Regions from separate parts of the Homo sapiens genome. Here all the other regions are linked to region 1. The links are chromatin contacts, found by Hi-C or POLR2A ChIA-PET in ENCODE. All regions are on one chromosome and are shown on one strand. The core of a region is the stretch at or near the end of the contact, and the rest is flanking DNA. Distances in the headings are between cores, read along the strand shown. Region 1 holds the start of ETFBKMT (electron transfer flavoprotein subunit beta lysine methyltransferase). Region 2 overlaps BICD1 (BICD cargo adaptor 1). Region 3 has its middle 66 kb from the start of RESF1.

Region 1 (3,210 bases), core at 459-2,958:
ATTGGGAAAATCCAATCTTTTTAAATGATACTTTTCACAAGAGAATCCTTTTAGTAATTTAACACAACAAATATACAAGCATTTGATTTTGAAAGAATCCTCAAGAAAATGCCTCTTACAGGAAATCAGCCATACAGTCATCCTTCAGTATCCTCAAGTGATTGGTTCCGGTATCCCCTGCTTCCAGGATACCACAATCAGAGGATACTCAAGTCCCTTATATAAAATGGCATCATATTTGTATATAAACTAGGCATATGCTGTGGTATACTTTACTTTAAATCATCTCTGGATGACTCATAATACTTAATACAACGTAAATGCTATATAAGTAGTTGTTACACTATTTTTGTGTTATTTTTATTGTTGTAATTTTATATTGCTATATTGTTATATTGTGGGCCAACTGTACCTTTAAAGTTCTTTCATAAATTTAACAAAGTAGGCATGCTTGGTAACTGTGAACAAAATAACAGAAGTCTTCTGTCTTCAGGAAGCTTATATTCTAGTGGTGGGATAAAGCAGTTAACAGGGCAAACACAGTTTTTGCCTTTATGAAGTCTAGCCAAGAGTTCTGGGGGTTAATGAATTTATAATTGTCTGTGGGCAGAGATATATTAATACAAATTATATTGACTACTCTATTTCATTAAAGATTGTTGTATCATAAAACAATGCAATCAAGATTCAGGTTTTTTCCTTTAAAAATACTGTATGCATTTAATTGTAATAAAAGAACATCAACTCCTAAATCTCTTTCTGTAAAAGTATCTGATGGTTCGATTTTACCAAGCCTAAACTGAAAAGATTTGCTCCAACAGAAAAACACCTGTGCAATTGATCACTAAGATTTGTTTAAAAATATATATATATAGAAAAACACCCGGATTAGAATAAATGAGAATGAGGAACAACTTAAACACAACTTATACACCCAGTTGTTTGGGGACCTCGGATCTCTTCTGCATAAATGTTTTAAATGGTCTTAAATCCACTAAAGTATTTAGGGGTCAAAAATCCAAATCCCCACAAGGGGCTGGACATCATAAATGAGTGATGCAGGCTGGCTGTAAAATAACAGAGGGGCTGTGGCAAGCTGGAGACTGTTTTCAAACAGTTCAAAAAGGCTAGGCAGGACATGCTGCCAGATCCTCCGATTTCTCAAAATCATCAAAAAAATCTAGATATTGACACATTAGCTTCCACCTTTTTTTTTTTTTTTTTTTTTTTTTTTGAGACAGAGTCTCTGTTGCCCAGGCTGGAGTGCAGTGGCGTGATCTCGGCTCACTGCAACCTCCGACTCCCAGGTTCAAGCGATTCTCCTACCTCAGCCTCCCGAGTCCTGGGATTACAGGGGCGTGCCACCACGCCCGGCTAATTTTTGTATTTTTTTTTTTTTTTTTTTTTTTAGTAGAGACGAGGTTTCGCCATGTTGGCCAGACTGGTCTGGAACTCCTGACCTGAAGCGATCCTCCTGCCTCGACCTCCCAAAGTGCTGGGATTACAGGCGCGAGCCACCACGCCCGGCCAGCTTCGGCTTGTAAACATCAGCAACTCATTCAAATATCAAAACACAGGGCAGGTCAAAATGCATGTCAGGTCATACATAGCCTGTGAACTCAGCGTAGACTTCCAGTGGGTGTTAGTTACCCCACATCAGTGTCCTGGGATCGTAGGGGTCTCTCAGGGCCTGGTATCCCACTAGACTAATTGTTAAGCAGTACTAGGCTGTCACTTGAATCACACAACGCAGCCTAAGTTTAAAGGTAACGCAGAGCAAATAGAGATTATTTGGGATTTGGACCCCATGTCATTTAGATCGGCGCTTCCCTCTCCCGTCCCAGCACCGATGAGGCATGGGTTATGAAGTATGTGACTGTGGTGACCACTTGGTATTTCTCTTAATGAGAAGGAGAGCTGATGGGATGAAAAGAGTTACGTTCCACAACGGGTAGACGGCGGCGTCATTTTCCTCCAGAGGCGGGGTGGAGTCGATCTTAAAGGGGCAGGCACCGTCCTCCCTGTCTCCTTACCTAGCTTTGCTGACACCGCCCTCGGAAGTAAAGCATAGGGCTCGCCTGTCACTCGCCCTGGCGACTGTTCCCGCTCATGCTTTACATTTCCGGGGTCCCGCTACCAAAACTGAGCCACGCTCTAGCAGAGCGCCGCGGCCCGGCAGGGGGCGGGACGGACGGCGGCCCCTCGCGGCCCCGCCCTTTTTCCCAGCAGCGCTTTCTTTCTCCTCCACTTTCTTAAAGGGACAGAAGCGCGAAACCAAAGGGCGCCCTGACCTCACCTGGAAAATAAGGGAACGTTAAATCTGTGTGCAATGTTTGTAGAATTTTGATTCCTAAAAAGTTCATTCTGAAACTATGCAACACCTACTATGTGCCAGTCGCACTTCCAGGCACCGGGCATAGAGTGGTGAGCAAAATAGACACCGTATATTTAAAAAAAAAAAAAAAAAAAGACACAGTATAAGCCCTCTGTGCTGCCTACATTCAACTGCGATTAAATCATAATGAATGTCCTTTCTTTTCTAATAATTCATAAATTCACTAGCAATTTATTTGCAGCCTATATCACTCGAGTCTGGATCTACATATATCCACCTTTCAACTGGACCCACATCCCACTGGCCCCTCAACTCAACACTCAAAGTTAACTCACCATCTGACCTGACAACAATTAAAACCTGCTCTGGCGTGCTAGAGGGGGGAAAACGGTCCAAAACTAAGAAACAGGAAAATCGTGTTTCTGCATTTTAGTTTGCAGTTTGAGAAATGCACTGGCACCTGCCTGTTCAAAATTAGAATTTGTCGCTTGGGTTCTGCGCTCCTGCCATGGGTGTGACAGCTTTCTGTCTTTCCATGTAAACTGGAATCTTTAGGAACTACTACAAGGAAAGGAAACTTTGTGCTTCCAGTCAACAGCCCCAGATGCAGCCTTATCATTTCTTTCTTAGTTGAATGGTGTATTTGCTACATTCTTGTTGATAAGCTATACACCTTGCATTTCACAGTATTCTGCCTTAGATTTCCTGTGTAATAACTGATATAATGTGTTTATGAACTGCATTCATCCACTTATGAGCTGCTTTTTTCTTAATTAGTTGCTGATGTAAACGCTTGTTTTCTCAACTATAACTTTTCATTACCACACACTCTCCGATTCTCCTGCTAGCAGTGAACCTTGATCCATGTTCAAGAT
Region 2 (3,210 bases), core at 472-2,971, 480 kb before region 1:
CTGGGCGTAGTGGCGGGCGCCTGTACTCCGAGCTACTCGGGAGGCTGAGGCAGGAGAATCGCTTGAACCCAGGAGGTGGAGGGTGCAGTGAGCCGAGATTGCACCACTGCACTCCAGCCTGGGCGACAGAGCAAGACTCCGCTCAAAAACAAAACAAAACAAAAAGTGTGTCCAAAGGAAGGGCCTCTAAATCAGATTTCTCATGGGGCATTAGAAATATAGAATTTTGTTTTTGCCATATTTTTCATACAATCTTAGCTTAATAACAAAAACACAAATTAGTCACAGGCAGTCATCAGGACAAAAAAAAATCAGAAATATAAATTCTGAATAAGCTATAAACTAGATAACAAGGCCTTGAATAATTCCATTTTCTTAACTTTAAGTTGATATCTAATAAGACAGGAGTGCAACATCGAAACGCTGTCTTGTTTGAATTATAAATCTTCACTTTAAAGCGGCAGATGGAGCGCCTTATGTTCACAGAAAGCAAGCCAAGGGCTCAGAAAAGGTAACCACTCCGCCAAAGGGAAAGACACAAAACAGAAAACATGGCTCTGAACTTATATGCCCTCGAAGGGTTAACAGATGCCTGAATTTGTGAGAATTTTACAGAATTAGAATGGAACTAGTACAAAGTCCTCCAATGTGTTTTCCTTTCTGGGTCATGCAAACACGTACGTTCTACGGAAGATTTCAAGTACAACAAAAAAATCCGGGTTTCCCATCACAGAACCTAAGTCGCCGCATTTCCTCTGGTGTATAACATGTTGTTGATGCAGTTATTGTCCTTTGTTTTTTTTTTAGCTCTGTTTCCTTAAATGCCAAAACTACACACACGAAGTATGTAATACGAACACTGTGACAATGAGGAGATGCAAGTAACATTTTATTCACCTGAAGAAACTAAACCCCAACATTTTGCTTTTTGTCTACAGACACAGTTCCTGTAAACACAGAATCAAATACGGTGCGCGTAGAAAATAAAAAGATCCTCCCACACTATGGCACTTCCTTCAATGGAGGCTACTCGGGAGGCTGAGGCAGCGAATTGCTTGAACCCGGGAGGCGGGGTTGCATTGAGCTGAGATTGCGCCACTGCACTCCAGCCTGGGCGACAGAGCGAGACTCCGTATCAAAAAACAAACAAAACAACAACAACAACAACAAACAAGATGTTGTATTCTTGACATTTAGGCATTTTCTAAAATATTACATTTTTTATAAAATTTCTCTGCCATGGAAAAAAAATCCACCTTTGCCAGAGCAAAGGAAGCCAGTGAAAGAAGTAATTCATTGGGAGTATAATTATAAGCATTTAGCATTGTTTTGAACATGAGAAAAAGGCAAGCTTTCATCTAACAGATTTTCATAATCTCAAGAAATAATTCATCTGCCATTTATTTTCAGGGAAATGTGGTGCTTCTTGGAAGAAGCCCAGAGGATCCTGCTGTTAAACCAAGACCCATGCAGGAAAAAAAAATTATCCACTCCACAATAACATGGCAGGTAACACAAAGGCAGTGGTACTTCTCCAGCCGGGAGAGGCCCCCTCAAAACAGGAACTCCTGCCGGCTGACTTAATTACAGCACAGCAAGGGAATCCACTACAAAGGCAGGAGCCACTGAACAGAGAGCTGCTGAGATCCGTCCTCGGTACACGGACAGATGGTTCTGCTGCTTCTCGGCTGGTATAAGACCTTATAGAAGACTCTGAAAACTGAAACACGCCAACAAGTTTTCTGTTACCAGTATTTTTTTTTTAACTCTGTGCCCAGGCCAGGAGCGGTGGCTCACGCCTGTAATCTCAGCGCTTTGGGAGGCCGAGGCGGGCGGATCGCGAGGTCAGGGGTTTGAGCATCCTGGCCAACATGGTGAAACCCCGTCTTTACTAAAAATACAAAAATCAGCTGGGCGTGGTGGCGCTTGTCTGTAGTCCCAGCTACTTGGGAGGCTAAGGCACGAGGAATCGCTCGAACCCAGGAAGAGGAGGTTGCAGTGAGCCGAGATTGCACCACTGCGCTCCAGCCTGGCGACAGAGCGAGACTCCGTCTCAAACAAACAAATAAACAAAAAAACCCTTTGTGCCCACCGTATGCTAGCGTAAAAGTAATCTGAATTTGAAAGTCAATCAGCAAGTATTTACTGAGCGACGTGTAAGGGATAAGGAAAAGGTCTAAAGCAGCTTATCTAGTTTAGGGACATGGATTAAACTCTGATTTAATTTTAGGGCTTTTGACTTTTTCATCATCACACACAGACACACACAAACACACACACACAAAATTAGAGGAGAGGCCATGAAAGCACTGCCTTGAAAATTCTCAGACAAATTTACAGAAACAGAGTGAGTCCATGTAAGAAACCTGACCTTATACACAGGGACGATGCACTGAAACCTGTTTCACAGCAAAGGGAACTGAAAGTTTCTAAAGCAGTCACCACAGCAGCCACGTGGCTTAGAACACAAAACAGACAGCCCCCTAAATTATGAAGTCATACACACAGCTGCTAAATAACAGCACTGAGTAAACTCTATCTTGTAAAAAATGTTTAAACAAAATGAAAATTTAACTACAAACATTATTTATGGAATTAATATACATGCAAATTTTCTGCATGCAAACTCTACCTTCCTGGTCACTTTGAAGGATATAAATTAATCAAAATCACAAAATTCTTCAATCTTATGTAAGAATGTACAATAATGCCACTGAAGCAATTTAGAACTTACAATGCCCATAGCATAGAATCTATTATATATAGATATCTAATTATATCTATCTAAACACATACATATACAGATGCTCCTCAACTGATGATGAGATTATGTCCTAGTAAACCCATCATAGTTTGAAAAATATCATAAGTCAAAAATACATTTAATACGCCTAACCTATCAAATACAGCTTACTTAGCCTCACCTACCTTAAACATGCTCAAAACACTTACATTAGCCTATATTTGGGCAAAAATCACCTAACACAAAGCCTATTTAAAGTAAAGTGTTGAATAGCTCATGTAATTTGTTGACTGGTGTACTGAAAGTGAAAAACAGAATAGACGTGTGGGCACCCAAAATATGGTTTATATAAAGTCAAAAAATTATAAAGTCAAAAAATAATTATAAAGTCAAAAAATCATTAAGATGAACCATCGTTAAGTCAGGGACCATCTGCATACATATATAAATACATACACATACATATT
Region 3 (3,210 bases), core at 222-2,721, 370 kb before region 1:
CTAAAACAACATTGACTTAAACCTTGCAGCTATTTGATCTCTGGTTTTAAATTTATTTGGTACTCTGTGAGGACCTCTAATTGCATCTGAATAGACATGGGAATCAAAATAGCTGTAAGGGGCTGCTTCTTTTGAGGCTTCTTTTATTTGCTTATGTCGTAATTTCTCTTTTTCTGATTGATGAAATGCCAGGGTAAAAGGGATAGCTAATTGAACTAGAGCATAAGTGCTGCTCTAATTATTTGGTAGAGTGTCTAGTAAAGGTTTTTTACAGTATTACTATGCATCCGCTTGGGGATGAATAAGGGTGGACTGATGGGTTAGCTTTTGGAAGTGCCTGACCTCGCTGTATCATGTTAAGTCTTCAAAGTACGCTAAATTTTCCTTTTATCGTTGGAGACACGAGGTAAAATTGGTCTTGGAAGATGGAGGCTGAATGGCCCTCGGGGGGCTGACCCTCAGGGTACTGCACTTTAGGAAATAGTAGAGAGAGTTTGGCACACTTTACTATCTTAGGCTGCAGGATTTTGATACCGGCCGGGTGCAGTGGCTCACGCCTATATCCCAGCACTTTGGGAGGCCGAGACGGGCGGATCACGAGGTCAGGAGATGGAGATCGAGACCATCCTGGCTAACAGGGTAAAACCCCGTCTCTACTAAAAATACAAAAAAAAAAAAAAAAAAAAAGTTAGCCGGGCTTGGCAGCGTGCGCTTGTAGTCCCAGCTACTTGGGAGGCTGAGGCAGGAGAATGGCTTGAACCCGGGAGGTGGAGCTTGTAGTAAGCCGAGATTGCGCCACTGCACTCCAGCCTGGGCGACAGAGCGAGACTCCGTCTCAGATAAAAAAAAGAAAAAAAGACAAAAGAAGAAAAGGAGCTACCATGCAGTCCATGCCTTGTCGATTAGAGGACTATCTGAGTGGAAAGGGGATAACTTGGACTTCTAGCCTACTGTGTGCACAAGCATAACAATTGCTTTTATTTAGAGTGCGGACAGAATATTTAATGTATTTTAGCTAGTCATTTACATCTTGATATCTTGTTTTAATTGCTGTGGTTTGCTTTAGATTTTTTTACTTTTACTACAAAGACTTTGGTTTTGTCATTTGGTATGAGAGGAGTGATAACTGAACAGGCATTAAAAGTAATAATTTGAGGTGAGTTAGATTTAGTTACATTAATAAGATGGGGAGTAGTTAAAGGAAAGAAAAGATAGATAAAGTTTTCTTAGCTTTAACTTGGTAGGGCTTGACCCTGGAACAATGACCTATAACTTTGATGGTGATGACGCTTTTTTGACTTGGGTATGATGTGTCTATCCTTTTCTGCTGTGCGAACGGCAGTCTCGGTGGTTAGCAGCACAAGGTAGGGTTCTTAGGCTGCCTCGAGTTTTTCTTCTTTCTATCTTTTGATGAGGATGTGGTTTCCAGGCAGGTGCTGGTGTACGGCTCCTCTGGTTTGTTTCCTTTCTTGGCTCATGCATGAGGTCGCCTGGTCCACATCATATGTGAGGATCATTTACTCCAGATTGCTGGCCAGTTTCTTCTGCCTTGTTGAGAGTCCGGGTCTATTCATCACACCAGATGGGTCTCAATTTCTTACTACCCCTGAGGCCACCACAATGAGGCAGTGGGAGACCCCCTCATGAGAGGACTAGAGACCACCCCAGAGGAAAATGTATCCCTGTACGGACCACCATTTCTTATATGTAAAAATGTTTATTTAGAAATAGAATGCTTGTTCCCCAGTGCTACAAAGAAATAACATTCAAACATAAATTTAATTCTCTTAGCAAGGCAAACTTTACTTTATGCAGAAAGGGGCTCATAGCAGATGGAATAATGGCGAGAGCACCAGTAGAGACAGGTTTTCACCATGTTAGCCAGGCTGGTCTTGAACTCCTGAGCTCAAGTGATCACCTGCCTCAGGCTCCCAAAGTGCTGGGATGGAAAAGGAGAGTGCCTTGGATTGGCCCTGGCGAAGCAGGGACCATCCCTTTATCTGCACAGGGCGCCAGTTCACCTCAGTCTTTAATTTGCCACAGACCAAATCCTTCATCTAGATAAGAACCTCAAATGAGGTACTTAAAGCCCAGAAAGCTTTGTAACTGCACCCTTGAGCTGCTTGCTCAGGCCCACTCCCACCCTGTGAAGTGCTTTCTCGCTTTAATGAATTCCTGCTCTCGTTGCTTCATTCCTGCATTTCATTTCTCTGCTACTTCGTACGTTTTGTTCAATTCTTTGTTCAAAATGCCAAGGACCTGGACAACTCGTAGTCAAGACCCTCTACCAGTAACACTTGTTGCTCCTATTCCTCCTGGTGCTATTTATTGCTACTGCACATGTACCCTGTGCCCAAGGGTAGAACGACTTTCCAGCTTCTGAAGCACAGAGGCTTGGGGAGGACAGATTGTCATGTGACTCAGGACTTCACTGAACCTTGTTCATACAGTTGACCACATTCCTTTGTTTGGATCACTAAGGGAGAGTCATTATCATTACAAGGCAAGATCCTGGGCAAAGCACATTTTAGACCCCAAAATATTTTGTCCTCTTTGCAAGGCATTTCATCTATTATTTCCTTTTTAATCCAGGATGGGCAAAAAAAGAAGTTGTAATGTTTGTATTCCATATTTGTCGTTACAAAAGAAAGATATTTTCATATTCCAAAATTGTAAAAGTAAACAAAACACAGTAACAACAACGAAAACTATAATCAGAAGGAAGGGCACCAGGTTCAGACAGTGGTGGCTTTGAAAGAAGAAGTAAGTGAGATTGAAATTGAGAGAATTAAAAAAAAGATTTTAAGTTTTTTTTTTTTTTTGAGACAGGGTCTCACTCTGTCACACAGGCTGGAGTGCAGTGATGCAATCTCAGCTCATTGCAACCTCTGCCTCCCTGGCTCAACTGATCCTCCCACCTCAGCCTCCTGAGTAGCTGGGACTACAGGCGGGTACCACTACGCCCAGCTAATTTTTATATTTTTTTGTGGAGATGGGGTTTAGACATGTTGCCCAGGCTGGTCTTGAACTCTTGAACTCAAGCGATCTGTTCATCTTGCCCCCGCCCCAAAGTGCTGAGATCGCATACTGCACTCCAGCCTGGGCAACAGAGCAAGGCTCCATCTCAAAAAAAAAAAAGATAAAAAGCTACACACCGCTGGGCGTGGTGGCTCAAGCCAGTAATTCCAGCACTTTGGAAAGCCAAGGCGA

What was found. Hi-C counts contacts between places; a loop is a spot of excess contacts on that map. ChIA-PET counts read pairs that join two places held with the same protein, here RNA polymerase II (POLR2A). Pooled maps may share reads with other maps.
Region 2: a map of OCI-LY7 shows a loop between it and region 1 (7-fold over the local background). The contact joins the enhancer-like site here to the promoter of ETFBKMT in region 1. A Hi-C loop is called at or near these places in 3 of 168 maps with a recorded cell type or tissue (B cell, OCI-LY7 and naive thymus-derived CD4-positive, alpha-beta T cell), 27 of 37 single-sample maps with no recorded cell type and 15 of 50 pooled maps. POLR2A ChIA-PET finds 5 or more read pairs at or near these places in 6 of 52 experiments (B cell, H1, activated CD8-positive, alpha-beta T cell and 3 more).
Region 3: a loop to region 1 is called in a map of naive thymus-derived CD4-positive, alpha-beta T cell, with 6 times the contacts of the local background. The contact joins the enhancer-like site here to the promoter of ETFBKMT in region 1. A Hi-C loop is called at or near these places in 1 of 168 maps with a recorded cell type or tissue (naive thymus-derived CD4-positive, alpha-beta T cell) and 9 of 50 pooled maps. POLR2A ChIA-PET finds 5 or more read pairs at or near these places in 4 of 52 experiments (AG04450, OCI-LY7, activated B cell and 1 more).

What each region holds. Positions count from the first base shown.
Region 1 is chr12:31,658,186-31,661,395 of GRCh38, reverse strand. ETFBKMT (electron transfer flavoprotein subunit beta lysine methyltransferase) reads right to left here and starts at 1,708. Exons shown (of 4, transcript NM_001135863.2): 1 at 1,607-1,708. RefSeq lists enhancers at 1,761-1,920, 1,838-2,339 and a silencer at 2,041-2,350.
Region 2 is chr12:32,138,427-32,141,636 of GRCh38, reverse strand. All of the region lies in intron 1 of BICD1 (BICD cargo adaptor 1), which reads right to left. Among named protein-coding and RNA genes, the nearest start is that of BICD1-AS1, 33 kb to the right of the region's middle. RefSeq lists an enhancer at 1,642-1,691. Within about 2 kb of position 1,721, at least 11 of the 41 ENCODE cell types and tissues checked have a DNase peak (open chromatin) inside an H3K27ac peak, as active enhancers do; they include B cell and OCI-LY7, where a contact is called at or near this core.
Region 3 is chr12:32,024,277-32,027,486 of GRCh38, reverse strand. No RefSeq gene overlaps it. Among named protein-coding and RNA genes, the nearest start is that of RESF1, 66 kb to the right of the region's middle. RefSeq lists an enhancer at 2,198-2,492. Within about 2 kb of position 1,471, at least 2 of the 41 ENCODE cell types and tissues checked have a DNase peak (open chromatin) inside an H3K27ac peak, as active enhancers do.